2 separate regions of the Mus musculus genome follow, and region 2 is linked to region 1. A link is a loop called in an ENCODE intact Hi-C map of the cell type or tissue named here. Cell type or tissue: heart. All regions are shown on one strand.

Evidence for each region. A loop is a pair of places that touch in the nucleus more often than their neighbours do. Peaks named below come from ENCODE experiments on the same cell type or tissue, not always from the same donor. Only the 100,000 strongest peaks of a DNase experiment are listed, where the experiment ranks them.
Region 2: it touches region 1 in a loop (1.8-fold over the local background); 2 of 42 quality-filtered maps call a loop at or near these places.

What each region holds. Positions count from the first base shown.
Region 1 is chr7:98,960,300-98,965,299 of GRCm38, forward strand. The region is part of intron 12 of Uvrag (UV radiation resistance associated gene); the gene reads right to left. Among named protein-coding and RNA genes, the nearest start is that of Gm33827, 86 kb to the left of the region's middle. In heart, a CTCF peak has its summit at 2,411 (motif pointing right); a DNase peak (open chromatin) is centred at 2,422; H3K27ac peaks cover 999 bases.
Region 2 is chr7:99,018,462-99,023,461 of GRCm38, forward strand. The region is part of intron 6 of Uvrag (UV radiation resistance associated gene); the gene reads right to left. Among named protein-coding and RNA genes, the nearest start is that of Uvrag, 120 kb to the right of the region's middle. In heart, a CTCF peak has its summit at 3,030; a DNase peak (open chromatin) is centred at 2,080; H3K27ac peaks cover 2,229 bases.

The DNA.
Region 1 (5,000 bases):
GCCCTGTGATCCATCCAATAGCTGACTGTGAGCATCCACTTCTGTGTTTGTTAGGCCCCGGCATAGTCTCACAAGAGACAGCTTAAGACAAGGGCTTCTGTGGGACTAAGCAGCCGAGTGCTGCTCTCCCTCTGCGGTGCTGCTCTCCCTCTGCGGTTTACGTCTCCATCTGTATGCTCTGAGAGCAGCTGTTACTGAGACCATTGAGTACCTCCCTCGGAACTCCCGCTTAGTAGTTCACTGCTCGGCTTGTTTTATTTGTTCTATTTTTCACCAAAATAAATAATGACACATTAAATATCATTACATGCATTTCTCTCTAGAGGATATACTTAGAAATACACTGTGTCTCCTGTTTTATTAGATCCTGCCAAACTGTAGTTACTATTAACTTACAGAACAAGTTCATGATGAGCATCATAATTGATGAACACATATACACGTATGTAAAAATTTAGATCAGAACCCCTGAAGCACAGGGAAATTATAACTTCCTGAGTGGTTATTACTGCTGTTAACTGTCAGCCCTAGGATAGAATACTAGCCTATTCACATGTACTGGGTCAACTTGGCTAGCTGTAAACATTCCAGAATACCAATGTTCAGATGGACCCAGGCTAGTTGACCAAAAGTTAGCTGCAGAAGGTCCAGGGGCTGGAGGGAAAGTAGAGCCATTGCATTCTGAAGGGCATGGTGATTAGACCCGGTAGGAGAGACAGGCTGCCTGGAGATTCTATCTTCTCTCTCTACTCCCATTCTGCATACTGCTCTCTCCGGCTGGCCAAATAGCAGCTCCTGCCCCATTAGCAGATGTGACGGCAGCAGATTTCTGTGGTCTCCACCTATAATTTGGGGATCCACTCAGCAGCTGGACAGATGTACCTCACTTTCCAAATCCTGTCCTGAACTGACCACCTGCACCAGATTTTCATCATGGCTGGTTAGGGGCGTTTCTCTGGTCTTCGGACTCCCCCTTTTGACGTTCTACTCCTCCGGCTCTTCCCACTACTGCACAAGGCTGTTTCTATAACAAACCCTTTATACTACACATTCATATTGATTCTGTCGCTACTAAAATCTGATTAACTTAGTACCTTCTGACTGAGCCTTCATGGCCTTTACTGTTTGTCCTCCCTCTCCCCCCTTTCCTACTTCAGTGCTGACATTTTCTTTTCTTTTTTTGTTTTTTTGAGACAGGGTTTCTCTGTATAGCTCTGGCTGTCCTGGAACTCACTCTGTAGACCAGGCTGGCCTCGAACTCAGAAATCCACCTGCCTCTGCCTCCCAAGTGCTAGGATTAAAGGCGTGCGCCACCACGCCCGGCTCAGTGCTGACATTTTCATTCATTAACTCATACACAGAAAGCAGAGTTCTCTCCTATACATTTCAGATTACATGTAGATGCCCTGCTAGTTTTGAGCACCATATTCCTGATACACTTTGATGTAACTGCTGGCCAGACTTCCTAGGGCTGTACTAATGCATATATCATTATTGTTCTGTTCCTAGCTAGCCTGGAGTTTTCTATGAAGACCAACCTGACCTACAACTTGTGGTAATCCTCCTGCCTCTGCCTCCAGAGTGGTGGGATTACAGGCATGTGCCGCCACACCCAGCCATTTATCTTGCCTGCCGTCGGCTACGGTCTTTCTCTCCGATACCTCTACCTCCGCTTCAGCACTTGTGCTGTGACCTGCAGTTCACTAAACCTCCCTTGCTGCAGCTCTGGCTTTGCTAATCACACACCCCAGCCTCACAGGCCACAGCTGCTCTTGGTTGCTGGCAGGTCACATCGATAATGTATTAGGAAAATAGATGCTCAGCACCCCGCAGTGGACGACTTCAAATTTAAGCAGTTTTAGAGGACGATATTAGAAACGGCATTAACAAATCATAGTGGCTCACAGCACACGAGTGGGTGCGGCTATTTGGCCCGCCCATTAGCTTGCTTGAGTTTTACAGTAATTGCTCCTTTCTAGGGCCGCCTTTTTGAGTCATCCACCCACAGCTCTCCATTTGCTCATAACCTTTGATCTGAGTTTTATGGATGCTATCTCCTCCTTCTGAGAATCCTCCATATCCTTTCGATTATCTTTGTTTCTTTAGTGCATGGATTCTCCGGCTTTGCAGCTCTTGTCCCACAGACCTTGGTCTTGGTTTTCTCTTTGATCTGACCCATTGCATGCTCTCTCTCTCTCTCTCTCTCTCTCTCCCTCTCCCTCTCCCTCTCCCTCTCCCTCTCCCTCTCCCTCTCTCTCTCTCTCTCTCTCTCTCTCTCTCTCTCCTGACTCCCCGACAACGTTTCTCACGACACCACTGACACTCAGGAGCAGATAATTGGTGGTTTGTGGACAGCAGAGAGCCTGCCCTGGTCCTTAGAATAGCGGCAGCAAGCCTGGTCTCTGTCCTCTAGATGGCGCCAGTGTGCACCCTTGCCCTCGGTTAGAAGCATGCTGCTCCCTGGGTGAGGAACCTCCCAGTTGAGAACCATCCTGGTATTTTGCAGTGATTGATATACAGTGCGTGTTAGGATTTCACTGCTGTGAAGATACCATGGCCAGAGCAACTGTTAGAAAGAAAAAAATTTCATTGCAGCTGGCTCTGTTCCAGAGGTTCAGTCCATTATTATCATGGTGGGAAGCATGGCAGCGTGCTGGCAGACATCGTCCTGAAGGAGCTGATAGTTGAGCTGCAGGCAGCAGAAGGAGACTATGTGCCACACTGCCAGTAGTTTGAGTAATAGGAGACTTTCTAACCCTGCTCCCACAGTGACACACTTCCTCCAGCCAGGCCACACCTCCTAACAGTGCCACTCCCTATGAACAAGCATTTAAACACATGAGTTTATGGGGCCATACCTATTCAAACCACCACAGCACAGCACTCAGAGTCGGGGATGCAGCTTTCTTCCCCACTACAAGCAGAAAGGCAGAGGGTCGGGGTCGTTAGCACTGCTCTGATAGGAAGGCACAGACCCAGCTCTAATCTTACAGAGGTGGCTGGGCCCGCCTCATCTCAGTGTGGCCTGTAGGTTTCCCCTCGGTTCTCCGAAAGGACTGCCCCCTTTGGAGTCAGTGCCTGAGAGGCTGGTGCTCTCGCACCCACTGTGGGGACCCACAGGAACCTTACACTGACTTTGCAAGTGCTCTACCACTGAGTGACATCCCGGGCAGCTTATGATTTAGACTCTTCTTTATGATCATAATTTTCGCTCCCATTGCTGTCTACAAAGAGGTACAATTTGGGATGGAAAGTTTCTCTTGGTTGCCGCTGTCTCCGACCCGCAGAGTCAAGAACGACATGGACACCAAGACGGGTTCACGCAGTCCTTCTTCCGCAGCTTCTTCCTTTACTTGGGGCTCCTTTCACTTAGGGCAAGGGCTGTATTTATACAGTAGCGGCAACTGACCTCATCTAGCTCCACACCACCTCATCCAATCAGAATCACACATGCTCCAGGCCATGAGCTCAGGTCGGTCACAGATAGGCTGACAGATCCGGATCACAAGGCACAATCTAACTTGGAAGGCAGCTTATGCATGCAGTTTCACTGCGCATGTTCGGGCAAGGCAGTAAACATGTGGGTTTCACGGGGCCTGGCAATGGGCCAGGGTGCCATCTTGGCCCATGTGGCCGCACCCGATTCCTGCACTTGGTGAGATGCAGCCTCTGTCCTCTCAGAAAGGACCAACGCCCCCTCAAATCTCTGAGAAAAAATAACAGGCTATTTACCAAGTTCTTCTTAACCAACTTATGGATGGATTTCTCTCTCTTTACAGTTTATGCAGAAGCCACAAAATAAGAAAACACTTCTTGCATCTTTCACATGGATATCATTCATCAGGCTCAGTACTAGGAGATGGCTTCTAAAAGGGTTTCTTTTAGTACCAAATGTGTTAGGCTAGACAAAATCCTGCAGTATCCACTCAAAAATAAATATACCACCTGTGGAATATTTTGCAAGAGAAGTTGCCTGAATGAATTGATGTGTCATCCACACATTTAAAAAAGTTTAAATATAGGTGTCAATCAAACTCCAAGAGTTCTGCCACTTCTCATTAGCTTACCAAACTTACGTTTCTACAAATTAAAATAATAAAATGCTTCAGTCGCTTATTGGTGTGTTTAATCATCTTACAACAGTGAGGTCCTATAACTAAGTACAGTTAACACTTCTAATATTTCATCACTAGACTCTCCACATCATGAACGTGGGAGCCATCATTTATAGTAATGGGAGTTACTAACAAGCATCATGGGAAGACTTAATTCTTTTTCTAAGTCTTTTTAAAAGGTTCTTATTAATATGAGTAGCACTCAACATTCTAGGCATTATTAACACCAGTCTCAGCTCAAAAGAAAATATGGAGACCCGCTACTATAAATTTAAAACCAATCCAGAAGCTAAAAGGCATATGAAAATGCATGAGTTATGAGCAAAACTAGCCACCCACATGAAGGCTGTGCTCACAGTCAAAGGGAGGAGAAGATAGGCCTAAGAAACATGGAGTCTAGCCTCATGGAAGCTTTTAAAAAGTAGAGAAGACAATGTTGCAAAGAAATAGAAATCCTGAAGAGGTTAGTACAAACATCAGCCACAACACTGTGAGCAAGTCTCTGTGGAAGAGCAGAGATGACCAAAAGGCAATCAGCTTAAATACCACTATCATACAGGCACTTAGTGTTTGTTTATACAATGTATATGCTTTGTAGCAGCAGGAGTGTTCAATGATAGAACTTGTGTAGATATATTTGTATTTGTCTTAGTCAGGGTTTCTATTCCTACACAAACGTCATGACGAAGAAGCAGTTGGGGAGGAAAGGGTTTATATACGGCTTACATTTCCATACTGCTGTTCATCACCAAGGAAGTCAGGACTGGAACTCAAGCAGGTCAGGAAGCAGGAGCTGATGCAGAGGCCATGGAGGGATGTTCCTTACTGGCTTGCTTCCTCTGGCTTGCTCAGCCTGCTCTCTTATAGAACCCAAGACTGCCAACC
Region 2 (5,000 bases), 58 kb after region 1:
ATACTATTTCCTACACATTAGAATAACTAAAGTTACAGTGATGGCAAGAGTGGGGAGCAAGTAGAATTTACATGCACTGCTGGTAAGTTAAATGCTCCTCACATTCTGAAATGACTATTTAAATGAACTTTAGCATACATCTAACCTTCTACTCACCAAGTCCAGCCATAGGTGCTTACACACAAAAGACTAACATGTAAGCTCTGTTTCAGAATGTACACAGAAGCCAAGTGGAGCTGTGCACATCTGCAATCCCAGAACTCAGGAAGCAGAGGGAGGAAGATCAGAAGTTCAAGGCCAGGCTGGGCTACACAGTAAGTTCAAAGCCAGTCAAGGCTACATAAGACACTGCCCCCCTCCCCACCAAAAGGTCACAGAAACAATCCAATTGTCCACCAAATATGAAACTAAAAACCAAATTAAGACTTGTAGTCTACTTAGCAATAAAAAGGAGAGTAACTGATAATACACAAGGACATGAACACATCCCCAAACAAGTCAAGGAAAGGAAAGAGAGAACCAGAGGAGAACAGGGCTGTGCACTGCTCCTGGTCTAAAACCCAACACAGGTATGAGCGATCATTGGTGACACAGAGTAGCAGCTGCTTCTGAGCAAGGGACAGACAATGGGGAACTGAGGGACAAGCTGAGGTGATGGGAACCTTAAATCCTGACTGGAACGAAGACCACACCAAAATGGCACTATGATGTACTGTGTGGAAATATTTCATTTAAAAAAAAAAAAAGCTCTCAGTCTTAAACTGAATATCATCATGAGGGCTGGGGTGCCATTGTATAGTGACTTTTATAGCACCAGTATCTCTGGAAGCACTTCAGTAGGACCCTTCCAGGCTTTAGGAAGTACCTGATAATTACTGAAGATGAGCAGTTCCCTCCAGACTCAGCATCCTGTTGTTTAAGACACTGATAACAGAGTCCTACAAACACACCTCTACAGAAACCTGGATACAAGGGAAGGTCTTCATCATACGGTCCCTACTCCGTGCCCAGCCCGGTCTCCCTCCCTGGATGACGCACTGCCACTTCTTTTCTGTGTCTCTTTATAATCCATGCATCTGCGCACACATTTCCCTGTCTCTCGCAGGTAAGCAGAACCCTAACCCACTAAGGCAGCTCAGATGTAACCTCTGCTCCTCTGGCCTTCTGTGGCTGCACCAGGCAGCTGAAGGCATTGGCTCCTCCTCTGGAAATCTACACCAGATCACACACATGACAACAGACACTACTAAGGACCACATTACAGCAAATGGTTCTTCTCTTGTCCTTTTCCTTAGCAGGTCTTCCTGAGGGGCAAGAATACTCATATTCTCATGCACACTCTAGATGCTCCGCAGAGTGTAGTACAAAGGAGCTCTTGACCCATTTCCTGACTGTCCAGCATTCACGTATATGTAAGCACAGTCCTAAGATTGGATATCTTGACTGACTTAGTCTTCGAGATTAACTGAAAGACATTGTTTCCTACACTTATAAGATCAAAATATTTTATCAAGAAAAAATGCATAAAGATCACTCTCCTCAGGCCAGGGAAGTAAGCAATTTTTACTAAAAACATTAGGAATTATCAACCCAGGGACAAGTCAACAAATAGCATTATTTTACGGGGAGGGAGCAGCTCAGAGCTCCGCTGGTACTATGCAAACAACCTTGTCAAATGGTAAAGACTTTAAAAATAAAAATGATTCATGACCATAATTAATGTATGACTTCAACTATTTGGCTCTCTCTGCCCCAGACGCTTTCTGATCTTACCTTAGGGGCTTAAAACACACAGACAGAGTCACATTTCCTCCAATCTTCAGTGTTATCCAAATAGACGCTCAGAGCCCCTGCCACATAGGATAGGGCTCATAATGTCCCCCTTTCAAATCCAACTGGAGAATAAAAGTTTCAAGTATTTAGGCTTTTCAAAATAGCATGGTACATCTTGATCCTCCTGGGGGCCAGGAGGGAAAGGCCTGACAGGCGGAGAAACAACTGCTTTGCCTTCACACAGGATGGCTGCCAGAGGAGGAGGGACACTCCTTGAGATCTATGAAAAGCATCCAGAAAGAGAAACACACCATCTAGTCACCCGGGTGACTGGCCAGTGCCAGTGGCCTCAGCTGAGGTAAACACAGCACGCTGCACACTCAGAGTTCAAGCAGCTACCTCATAGTCAGACACCCTGGTGACACAAGACAGATGTGCCTTGCCTTGTAACGTTATCTGAGAGAGAGATAAGTAGAAAGTGGATTTAACAAAAATTCTTGGAAGCTAGATATTGTTGTGAATATAAAGATATAACAAATGAAAAGTTGTATATTAAATAAATACTTGCAAATATTGAGAACTACAATCAGACAGTGACTATAATCTCAGGCAGTGGCGCTTGAGAAGACGGTTTTGTCTGCTTAGGGTTGATCATGAGGCATGTGAACTGCTACGCCTATGTCTCAGAGGAGCAAGGGCAGATCAGAACACAACTCCTGTAGCTTGTGAGGAGGGACAAAGTGGAGAAGAAAATGCATGGCAGCAGAGACTAAGAGGGACAAATGGGCACAGACAGGGAAAGGCTGCACGTGATGGGAAGAGCGCAGGCCTCTCTCCTGAGGAAGCCATTCAACTTTACACTGGAAAAGATTTTATTACACTTATACTTTTGAAAATGCTACACAGGGCCTATCAGGGACTGGTGAGGGCTGGGAGAGGGGACAAGGAGGTTAGACTGGGCAGCAGAGGCTAGACAGAAGGGCAGGCATGATCGATGCACAGGACATGCATGCAGAGAAATGCCACAGCAGACTCTTGAGTTTGTGCAGTGAAGGTGGAGGGGTGTGGTGAACAAGAAGGCTGATGTGTGGTCAGCAAGCATCTGAGCAAAACCAGGCATTGTCCTGGATGAAACAGAGATAGCAAAAGATGGTGAGGGTGAAAGGTCGGTTAGAAGAGAGATAAAGTCTGATGCCTGAAAACAAATTACCTGCTGCTCAGGCAGGAAAGTGGTTTAAGCCCGCCCCCTAAGGGATGACTTGAGGGAAAGCATGGTTCTCAGTGGTGGCACTGGGAGATAACCGTAGCTTTAAAAAGTCCCAAGCGCTCTCATGGGACCCTTCCCATTCTCAGGCCAGGCCTGTTACATAGAAGGACCAGCTTGGCCCACCTGTGCTGCCTCTGTTCCTGATTTAAGCTCTGATCCTCCCTCCTTCAGACCCTGTGCCCACTGCAGTCCACCATGCGCATCAGAACCTGGGCTGCCTACATGGACTGCAGAACTGTGAGCTACAAAAGCTCTACTCCATGACAGCTCTGTGACACAGCAACGCTGGAGAAGCTGCAGGCATCTGCAGGAATTAAGGGACAATCACAAACAACTTCCTGTCAATAGGTTTAATTTAGATCAAATAGTCAAACTGCCCTCAGACCACTAGCTCCCATATCAAAAGACGAACGATTACTGCCTGTTAACTTATAGTTACAGCCTTCTCTGGCTAGGAGTGTGCTTAGTGGTAGTTCCTGACTAGGACCTGTGAGACCCTGTTTCAACTCCTTGCACTAAAAACATCAAAGCAAAACACCTTATCTGTCTCCTCGAGGCTTTGCGGGTAAAATACTAGCTGTATTAATCTTTCAGACAAAGTGTTTTATTTTGCCTAACAACACAAGAGTAACACTGAAACCAAAACACCACAGGCTGTCACAAAAATCTTCTGACCAGTAAGTATACTAACAATGATCTATAGCTACATTACGTTGAAGGCTGGGAAGAGGGCGAGACGTCCACAGTCAGTACTTTATTCAACACAGTACTTGATGTTAAAGCAATCAAGGCAACTGAGAAAGGGCATTAAAAAAAAAGCACTGGAGGTGTGGGAAGGGAAGGAAAACAAGAGACAAAAGTATCAAGGGATTGGTCTGGTCAAAGTATGTGTATCCATGTATGGACAGACACAATGAAACAACTTTGTCCAGTTAACAGTCATTTTTCCAAAAGGGAAGAACTAAGAGTATGTATCTGCAAACGCTATGGTTGTGAATATAGAAAAATCAAAAGAGATCTGTAATTCAAGTCTACTAGAAATAAATTCAGCCAAATCTAAGATTCCAGAATAAATGTGATAGATGAGTTACTGCTTATATGTGTGTATATATACAAATATAGTATATGCATATATATGTATATAATATATTTGATATATAAAATATATAAACAAATAACTAAGAATAAGTCTAATGAAGGATGTCAAAGACTTTAACTCAGAAATCGTAAGATGTTGCTGAGACAGTCAAGCAGGGGAACAGGTGGAGACACATGGAGTGAGGAGTCAGACTGTCAGTGATTCTCTGCCTAACTGATCTACAGCAGCCAAGCAATCGAAACTACTGCAGCCCTTACTAAAGGAGATGGTACGGCAGAAATGCAAGGGCCAGAAGAGCCATGGAAAGGCTGAAGAATTGCACTGGAGGTCTTACACTACCAGACCATAGCACCTACACAAAACTGTCATAGTCACATGATCCCGTATAACCACATCAGTTAAGTACAATTCAGATTTCACAAACAGAACTTCCATATAACTCATCTGCTTTAACAAGAAAAAGAAAACCCTTGTTAGTAAATGGCCCTGAAATAACCTAATCTATAGAAAAAAAATTTCCTCTCTCATTCCATGCTAAAAATGTCATTGTTTAGAAACCTGAACATAAAAATGAAAACTATAAAGCTTCTAAATTAACATTTAGGAAAATATATTCAAGATGCAAAATGTTGATGTACATAAGTAGCCCAGGCTGGTTCAAGACTCATGATTCTACCTGGGATTACATGTGTTCCGATTGCAGATGTGTGCCTGCATGTCTGAGTGTGCTGGCTAGTTTTGTCAACTTGATACAAGCTAGACTTATCTGAAAGGAAGGAACTTCAATTGAGAAAATGCCTCCCTAAGATACAGCTATAGGGCATTTTCTTAATGACTGATGGAAGAGGGCCCAGCCCTTTG